Linked DNA regions of Homo sapiens: region 1 is linked to region 2. Evidence: read pairs that join two places in POLR2A ChIA-PET (ENCODE). Cell type or tissue: OCI-LY7. All regions are shown on one strand. Region 1 overlaps LOC105370461 (a long non-coding RNA gene). Region 2 overlaps LOC105370461 (a long non-coding RNA gene).

Region 1 (5,000 bases), 55 kb before region 2:
AGAGCCAGGAAAACACTGAAATCCTTTTATGGTTTTACATTAATTTCTATGGCAGGTAGGGTAGACATGTGCTGCTTGATCCCTCTTCAGAACAGGTCTTGCTGCCCAGCTGTGGGGAGTGCAGTTAGTGCACAGCCTGAAGCTGTCAGCTCCTTTAGGGTCGGTCTCAGCTGAGGTCATGCCATTCCAGACAGCTCACAACTGATATTGGTGTGAGATGAGGGGCTATAAAGACCAGGCCATTTCACCCTGAAGTAGGATATTCTGTTAGACAACACTTGTGCCAAAGTGCTCTGTCAGCTTTATGGGGCTAGAATTGCAATTTAACTTCCCCTTCTGCCCAATTTTGCTTCAGCTCCTTCATTTACAGGAGTTTATCCACTCACAAACATATTGCATTCAAAACTCCATCTCAGCATCTGCTTCCAGAGAATGTGGGTTGCAGTAGCAGGTGAGTGGTCAGCAACCCTCTGGCGTCCTCATGCAAGGGATAGATCTATCAAGAAGACTTACACTTTGTAGTGTTTGGCCCTTAGTGGTGATGGGTTATCCCAAGTTATTCACATTGTCTCAATGGGTCCTCCAAGAGAAATGACTTGAAGCATAAAACAGAGCTGGATAATCTAGAGGCATATTCTGCTAAGCAGGTAGGAGAAACTGCTAGAAACCTTAATGGTTTGCCACCTTGCTAAAAAAAATTATTTAGTCTTTTTGGCATCTGAGGTCTTAGTGGAAAACTTGTTTCTTCCATTTTTCCTGAATGCTTTTTTATGTGTACGCTCTTTTTCATTCCTCCAATTCTTCCTTGTTTATTCAGTGTCCCAGTTGCCACAACTTCTGTGGGCTCAGTTATCAGGCCTGGCTGAGGCTTCTGTGGATCAAAATGGGCATAAGAGTGTGCTACAGAAAAGAAGAGGAGAGGAAGCCAGCATTGGGCCAGGGGCCAGGAGAGCTCAGCCAGTGTGGCCCTGAGGAAGGGAACAATGGTCCCAATTATAGGCTCCAAGGAGTTTGGGTGGATTGGAGTCATTCTGGTTTCTGTTGAGATGTGGAAGGAGGCTGTTGTTTACCAAGAACCTGCATGCCTTCGGCCCTCTACATGTCAGCTCATTTAAGTTTCAAACAAACGCACAAGGTAGATATTTTAGAGTTGAGGAAATTTTTAAATTTTTTATTTTATTTAAATTGATAAAATTCTATGTGCTTATTGTGTACAAATGATATTTTGGAATATATGTACACATTGTGGAATGGCTAATCAAGCTAATTAACAGGTGTGTTACCTCATGAGTTGAGGAAATTGAAGCATAGAGAGATTTAAGTGACTTGTCCAAGTTCATTTAATGGCTCTGAATGTGCAGAGATGGTGGTGAGGAGTTAGTGCTGTAGTAGGTATTACTAGTTTTCTAACAAATACCCATTTTCCCTTCTGCTTTAGTAAGAGAACCCCAAATTTTAGCCACATTTGTTGTGGCCTTGAATAATAACTTTCCAGTGCAACTAGGTATAGCCATATGACCAGATTCTTACCTATGAGACGTAAATGGAAGTGTTGTGTGAGATTGCTCTGAAGTCTCTTAAAGAAAAAACGGAGGTGATGAGATTTTTCTTGTTTCTTTCATCTTGCTGTCTGGAGTGCAGATATAATAGCTGGAGCTCTAGCAGCCACCGGGACTATGTTACATTAAATTAAATTTGATCTACAGTAGCCTCTGTACCTAGTATTCTGCAACTTAACTTATTTTGTACACAAACTGCAACCTCACTTTATTATAGTCTTGCAACAAATAGCTGAGTCTCAACTAATCCCAGTAGTTGAGCTTCAGCCAATCAGGGCTGCCAACTGATCAGATCATGCCCATATAAGACAAATACCTCAACCAGCATGCTTAAATAAGGCAGCTGCAACCAATCAAGTGGTTTCTGTATCACTTCCTTTTTCTGTTTATAAATACTACCTGTCCCCATTGCTGGGTGGAGCTCTCTGAACCTCTCCTGGTTCTCACTGCTACCCAGTTCTAACCAGTAGTTCAGAGATCTTCATCCAATATGGGCAGGCAATATTTATGGACAGAAAAAGGAAATGACATATAGAAATACTTTGATTATAGCTCAGTATTTGTCTTATATGAACAAATATAAGGCTGATCAGTTGGCAGCCTGTGACCGGCTGAGACTCAGCTATCTGTTGCAGAATATACTCTTAAGTGAGGTTGCATTTTGTTTACATAGTAAGTTAGGTTGCAGTTCACTACATAGACAGCTTTAGGCCAAATTTCATTTAATAAACTAAAAATGGATCTCCATTATACATAAATATGGATATAATGTAGTTATTTTTGAATAACACCATTAAACTCCCCATGCCCCTTCTAACAGCAGTACCTAGGAAGTAGTTCAGGACCTTTCTGTTTAATCACTTTACTCCCAATATTGTGTGACACATACAAGCATGCTTTTAAGTGTCACCCCTTTGATAGACAAGTATTAATAACATTCAGAGTTGCTGTCTGGAATCAAATTTTCAGTCACAAATTTTCCTGTATCCTCATCACAAATGGTAGCTTCTGCCCAGTTGCATTTTAAAAGGAAACTCACCCTTTCGCACATCTTTCAGGAAAAATGAGAGGCTTAGTCTCTGACTGAGAAGATTTTAACTCAATTAAGGTGAGTGATTTGATCTTTAACCCATGGCAGTTTTGTTCTGAGGATACCTCACAACCAAAATGAGCACTGCAGTAGAGCAAATAGAGATCAGAACTAGGGTATCATTGGAATGAATGTTTGCATCTGACTCTGATTACAATAAGCAACGTGGCCTAGCTGGGGAATGCTGTATTTTCACAATTGACAGACCAAGCAGCCTGCAGCAATCAGCAAAGGGCGGCTTATTTTGAGCAAAAACATCCATCACACTGTGATGAGAAAAGCAGAGCTGCAATCAGTGGCAGGTTCTTCCAAGAGCTGTTGATGAAAAATGGACTTTACATGTATCAAGCTGAGAAAGAACTGCCGCTCATTTTTTAGCCTCATTTGCATGCATGAACAACAACATTGGAAACATTTTTGAACATGAAAGAGAGTGAGACAATAGTTCCATCATGAGTAGAACTTTTCTGTCCTCAATCATAAAATAGCACACCCAATCTGTGACAGGAATATATTAGGTTTCAAAAGGCAAGATAATAAGCAATTTCAAAGAAGGTTCTAACATTCACTCCGAAAGTCTTAGGCAGATGTATTATTTTCATTGGTATTATGATAAAAAAATTCCATTGATGTAACCAATAGAATGGAAATCTTTGATAATATGTTCAGTCTTATCTATATTAACTCTATTTCACATGACTAAAAAATTAGAACTCTTTAGCTCTTGAATCCTTCCAACTGCATGATGTATCATGAAAGCTCTGTAGGTTCAAAGTTTGTGATTTGAAGTGAAAGAAAAGTTGTTCGAGTAGGAATCTTTAGCTTTCTTCTTTTGACAGCATGTCCTGCTGTCGTTATGAGATTTTTGGTTTTGATATGTGCTAGGATATTTGGAAGTTTTGCCTAACGTGTCAGAAAGAAGCTAAAGATACAGAATGATCTTCATTTTTAAGCATTAAATTTCTCTCTCCTTAAGGCCCACTAACTATGCATAGAGGCATTTAGAACTGGGGCCTGATCTTGCCTTACAGGCTGCTCTGTTTGATTTTGTCCTGCCTCCTGCAGGGAAGCTGTGGGAGGAAAGTGAGATAATATATTGGTTTAAGTTTATGGCATCCAAAGTCTATTCAAAAGCATGGGCTTTCTCTCCTGTTTCTCATTTCCCATTGGGTAGTTTCTGAATTAGTTCTCGCCTTTTGTATTTGATTAATTTGCTCTATTTAAGTCCATGAGGATTGATTGTTTCTCTATATGAGTTTGCTGAAATGTAAAATAAGCAATCTGCCTGTTTCTTCAAACAAGAGGAAAATTAATACTGTGACCTAAAAGGATATTAATTAAAAAAAGAATAATACGCATATCAATCAAAGATAAGGTCTCAGATGCCTCAGGCCTGATAGACTATCACTTTCTCCTTTTCTTTCTTGTGTAGTTGTTAAGGATTTCACATATGGACTCTGGAGCTCATGTTCTAAAGGTGAGGTTACTTTCCTGTCCTTGCTGTTTATATCTTACATAGAATTAGAAAGATGCCATGCAAAAAGCTATTGGCCACTCACTCATGGCTATGCATGCATTGTATCCAACTGCTCCTTCAATTTGTAGCAACCAAGTCAGGAGTGCTGTGGTCAGCTATTGGCTAAACTGTAAGCCGTGTCAGAGCAAATTTCAGAGGAAGTCTGTGAATGGTTGCTGATATGCTATCCACAGAGTAGGACTGTCTAGAAAAAATCCTGCTATTTATTATTTTCATATTGAATTAGCTCCCCAATATCTCCTTAGGCTGACCACCAGCACTGTTGCCCTGATTACAAAAACCAACAGTTTTTGGAGCAGGGGGCATGGTAGGCATGCCAACCCGAGCAGTTAAAATGTTAAATGCCTGACTTCATAATGTGTGGGTGGATGTTTGTGCTAAGTGTTAAAAAATATATCTTGCCACAGGGAGAAAATGGTGATTTGAATACTCTTTTCAGAGCTCCCTGAGTTTCCTTGCTGTGGTTGAATAGGAAGTTGTGGAGCATTTTCCCATCAGTGAAATGCCTCTGTATCCTTTTGGGGTGGTAGTAGAAAGCCTATAGGACTCATGATCCCTGATGTCTTCTTTCAGTTCTCTACATGGCATATTACATGATAGCATGAGAAAAATATGCCAGCAATTCAAGCAGAAAGAATTCTAGAAGGCTCACTTCTCAGTCTTTATTCTCTGATGTGTATTGAATGACAATAGCAGTAAAACCTCAAGCTGTTCATTTGGATCGGGCAGCCGTTGTGCACTTGGATATGACTATTCTTTTTATCAAATCTCCTGTTATTTGCATTTATATGATGCCTTTCTTCTAAAGCTCTTA
Region 2 (5,000 bases):
TGTGCTTGACTCTGCACTTCCCATTCACTGCCCCCCTGGATTCTGCCTGGGAAAATTTGTGCTTGGTCAAAATTATTACAAAGTTCAGCTGGAAGTCTCCTTCTCCCTGTGGTCATTCCCTAGTTACCCTGGCTGCCCTCCCCAAGGACCCCTGTGAGAAAAAGTCAGAAATGGCTTCGCTGGGTTTTTCTGGGGACTGGGAGTGCCTGTAGGGCTCTTCCTGCTGCTTCTTGTACTTTTATATTTCACTCAACTCTCTAACTTTGTTTCAGCTCTAGGTAAGGTTAAATCCTTCTTCTGTGATCTAGATTTTCAGGTTCCCCAGTGAGGATGTGTGTTGGGAGGTGGACTTTCATACTTTCACACTTTGGGCACTCACAGTTTTTTGGCTGTCTCACAGAGTTTGCAGTGGCAAGCTACTTCTTTCAAAGGGTCTGTGAATCTTTCAGTTTTCCTGGTATGTTCCTGTGGTGGTTCTTGGAGCAAATGTTTATTATGTGAATCTCCATATGCTGTTCTGTCCATCTGAGTGGAAGCTGCAAGTTAGTCCTGCGTCCTATCTGCCGTTTTTTGCTTTTTTCCTTAAATATATTTTCCTCTATAACATGACTCATGCAGTTTATGTCATATAAACTGCAAAATGCCAATGGAATCTGAGTTGTAAAGAATTTGTAGCATAATAATTGCTGGTTTATTAAAATAGATAAGTACCAAAAATAGGAAAATAACCACCATAACTCACATCTTTATTATGACTTCACTTTTGAAGGATAATTTTTAGCAGGGTATATATTTATAGACTGGCAGTTATTTTCCCTAAGAACTTGAACTAGTGATTTTATGTTGCTGCTACCTAAATCCTGGCACCTATAGTCTACATAACAAGGTCTTATATTGGCATTTTGGAATTTCTGCTGAGGGATTATATTGAGACTAGGACAGATCTAGTAATCAAATCAGGCTAGATCTGATCATATTTGAGACTAGTAACCTTTAAGGATTAGTATTCAGGAAAAATAAAGAACTACAAATCAATAAAGGAAAGAAACAACATGTAAAATGGGCATAGCATATAAATAGGGATTTCATAGAGGAGAAAAATTGAACCTCTAATGAACATTTGAAAAGATAATAAACTCATTGATAATCAGTGATATTCAAATGAGATACTATTGCGCACATATAAAATTGGCAAAAATTAAAAAGATTGAGCTTATGATGTATTGATAATCATGTCAAGAAATAGGAACTCTTGAATACTGCTAATGAATTTTATAAATTGATAGTAATAACTATTGCAGTATTTTAGCCTATGAAAAATTTTAGTGGATAAATTGAACAAAGACTTTATTCAAAACTGTTATGATAGGGAAGAGAGATTGAAGTCAATTCCACTTTAACAAAAAGTGAGAGGGATTTTAAGCTTTGAGCTGAGCTCATGGAAAAAGTTCTGGAAGGCTTTAGAGGAGAGGTTGGTCAATGTGATTAGGCCATCTCTGTTTGCTAATTGTTGCTTATTGAAGTTAGGCTCTTACCCTCCCACAGAAACCAGAATATTGGGGTGTTGCCATTCTTGATAATTACTTTTCAAAGGGGATGTTGCTAGGTCCTTGAGGAAGACTTTCCTGAGATGCAAAACTGGCATTCTGGGGTTATAAAACAAGAGGATTTTAAGAAGATTTACTTCTCTAAGGGGCAGAGAAATAATTTGCAATTACAAATTTTCTGAAGTAAATGCTCTAAGAAAAGGGAAGTCAGGGGCCTACAGTCAGGAAGAAACCTATCTAAAGTTGAGTCAAACTAAAGAGAATGTTAAGGCCATCTTGGTTTCTTTGAAGAACAATTTGGTAATATCTGGTAAGGTTAAAGATGCATACAATCAAGGACCCAGACATTCTATTTCTAAATATATACTCTAGGGAAATTATTGCACCTGTGCACCAGGAGATATGTGCAACAAAATTCATTGTAACATTACTAGTAGCAAAAGGTTGGGGAAAGGAGAAACATTCATCAAAAGGAGAATGAATGAAAGTATATTATGGAGTATTTATACAATAAAATACCAATGTCAAGGAAAAAATACAAGTTCCAGAATAAAATAGGTAATGTAATACATTTACACAATGCTATATCTTCATGAATAAAATTATGCATAGGAATTATACCAACTTTTATTTTAAGATAGCAGCGTTAGTGTAGGGGGAAGAAAAGAGAATGAGATTGAATTGGGTTATGTTGAGAGCTTCAGTTCTCTCTATAGCATTTTATTTCTTAAAGAAAAAAATTATCAGAAGCAATTATGGCCACAATTTTAGACATTTTACATAAAATACTTTAAACTTTCAAAATAGAAAGTAACCTTACAACTTCCTAACTTGCTGAAGTTTAAGCTCACTGAAAGTTTAAATTGCAGTAGCTCTGTAGGAAATATAAATATACGGTATTGGTCTTTGTGTATATTTTAATATAAATGGTATCATATGTACCTGTATCAGTTTCCTATGGCCACTATAACAAATTACCACAAACTTGGTAGCTTAAAACAAGAAATAATTATTTCCTCCCAGTTTTGGGGGCCAGAAGTTCAAAATGGGTATCACTGGGCTGAAACCAAGGTGTCAGCAGCACATTGTTCTCTGAAGGCTCTATAGAAGAATCCATTCCTTGTCTCTTCTGGCTTTTGGTGGCTGCTAATATTCCTTGGGTTATGGCCACATCACTTCAGTCTGCAAGAATAGCACCTTCAAATCTCTCTGTCTTCACATTGCTTTCTCTTCTGCGTGTCTGTGTCAAAATCTCCCTCTCCTCTCTCATATAATGATACTTATGACTTTATTTAATACCTCCCAGACGATCCAGGATAATCTCTCCATCTCTTGACACTTAAGTAAGCACATATGCCAAAAGCTTTTTTTCAAACAAGGTAATATTTAGAGGCTTCAGGGATTAGGAATATTTATATTTAGAACCATTATTCAGCCTATTATAGTACCTACCGTCCAACTGATGTTTAAAATTTTACAATGGAAATTATGGGTGTTTTCCATCATATTAGCATAAACCTTTCTCAATCAATGCCTTTGCTATAGAGCATGCCCAGGATGAGTATTATGTATTTTGATTTTCAGTTCTTAAGTTTAGAAGCAATGTTTTCATTTTTTCACTATTACAGAAATGTCGTAATGATTAGTGAAGGTGCTGCAGTGACCTGTACTATAACTTTTGTTAAATCTCATAGGTATGGGATGAGTACTAGGTTTTAGTGGTGGTAAGAGGAAACATAGTTCCATCTGTATGGTTTCATTTTTCTTAGTAAAGAAATGCAATTGTGTATTATTTATTTACTTTAAATAATTAAATAATAAATAAAATAAATGTTTAAATATAGCTTGGTTTTTGACACTATTACTCATTTGAACTTTTATTATCAATGTTTATGATGTATCTCAATCTTAATTTCTAAACTTTGAATGATTGTTTTTTGTTGAAAGATCAAAGCAACAAAACAAAACAAAAATTATAATGATAGCTTACCTGAGTTTCCGAAATTATTAAAAAGCACAGTGGTTCCAGTTCTGGCAAAGCACTACTTACATTGAACTCACTGAATTGCAACCATAATAATAGGGCATTATAGAAATCATTTGCTAAACTAGTATGATTTTGATGCTACTGAGACTAATTTCTTAAATTAGACTATAGTAATAACAATAAAAATTTGAAGAGTAATTTGATGCTTTGAGAAGAATTAGTTAAATACAGCATAATCTAATCAAAAGTTGGTTATCGTTGCTGAAAGTGTTAAATTTATAATTACCACTTTACACTTTATGTTAATATCTACTTAGATCTACTTTTCATCAAACTAGTTTATAAATAGCCCAAGTGCAAAATCTAAGATTAAGTCATGTTTGTTTACTTAAACTAAATATATTTAAATGAATGAGTGAACAAATTGAGAAAATTAACTTCTAAGGATCTCTAAGATATGAGCACTATCTGAAGCTGTGATTATAGTGATTGTTTATTAACCAGAGGAGAGCTTTCCTAGCAAGAAATGCTCATAGTTCAAACTTTCTTAGCAGTTGTATTTGACAATAAGCAGGCATGAGAAGTTTAGAACTTGAGAGCAGGCTTACAAGTAATCAATACAAATAAGTTGTGATAAGTATATTGTATTTTCTGGCCTCAGAAGATGTTTACTCTTTCTGGGTAAATTGACTTAGTATCTCAAATCAATACCAGAATTCAGATCAGGTGTCTGGAATACTATTATATTTCTACCAGAGTAAGGAATATCTCCTACACAATTGCATTTGACTATGTTTTAGCATTTCAGTAGTCGATCAAGGCAGTCATCTTTTGATGTGTGGGTCTGAGTTCTCTCATTTACATCCTAATTATATTTATATTAATTTTCTATAAGGATATAGCAGAATTAAATTAAGAATATAGTTTTGAAATATAATTTATGATATGAAAATCTTTTTAAAGTGGAATGTTACTTTTAAATTAAATGAGGTATGATTACCTGATCCAAAGGTAGAACAGATGGCTGAATAAAAGCCTCCACAGATCATTCTCCCTGAAAGAACACCAATTAAACAACTATCTGCACCAAAAAGCACCTTCATCAGAACAAAAATCAGGTGAATGATTACAGTACCTGTTTTTCTCTTTTCTTTTCTTTTTTTTTTTTTTTTGAGACGGAGTCTCCTGTTGCCTAGGCTGAAGTGCAGTAGCGCGATCTCGGCTCACTGCAGGCTCCGCCTCCCGGGTTCATGCCATTCTCCTGCCTCAGCCTCCCGAGTAGCTGGGACTACAGGCGCCCGCCAACATGCCTGGCTAATTTTTTTGTATTTTTAATGGAGATGGGGTTTCGCTGTGTTAGCCAGGATGGTCTCGATATCCTGACCTCATGATCTTCCTGCCTCGGCCTCTCAAAGTGCTGGGATTACAGGCGTGAGCCACTGTGCCCGGCCACCTGGTTTTAACTT

What was found. Peaks named below come from ENCODE experiments on the same cell type or tissue, not always from the same donor. Only the 100,000 strongest peaks of a DNase experiment are listed, where the experiment ranks them.
Region 1: POLR2A ChIA-PET joins it to region 2 with 5 read pairs; 2 of 35 experiments call an interaction of 5 or more read pairs at or near these places.

The regions. Positions count from the first base shown.
Region 1 is chr14:39,679,082-39,684,081 of GRCh38, forward strand. The region is part of intron 4 of LOC105370461 (a long non-coding RNA gene); the gene reads left to right. Among named protein-coding and RNA genes, the nearest start is that of FBXO33, 250 kb to the left of the region's middle. In OCI-LY7, no CTCF peak of the experiment used is centred here; a DNase peak (open chromatin) is centred at 1,910.
Region 2 is chr14:39,734,577-39,739,576 of GRCh38, forward strand. All of the region lies in intron 5 of LOC105370461 (a long non-coding RNA gene), which reads left to right. Among named protein-coding and RNA genes, the nearest start is that of FBXO33, 300 kb to the left of the region's middle. RefSeq lists an enhancer at 1-206. In OCI-LY7, no CTCF peak of the experiment used is centred here; no DNase peak of the experiment used is centred here.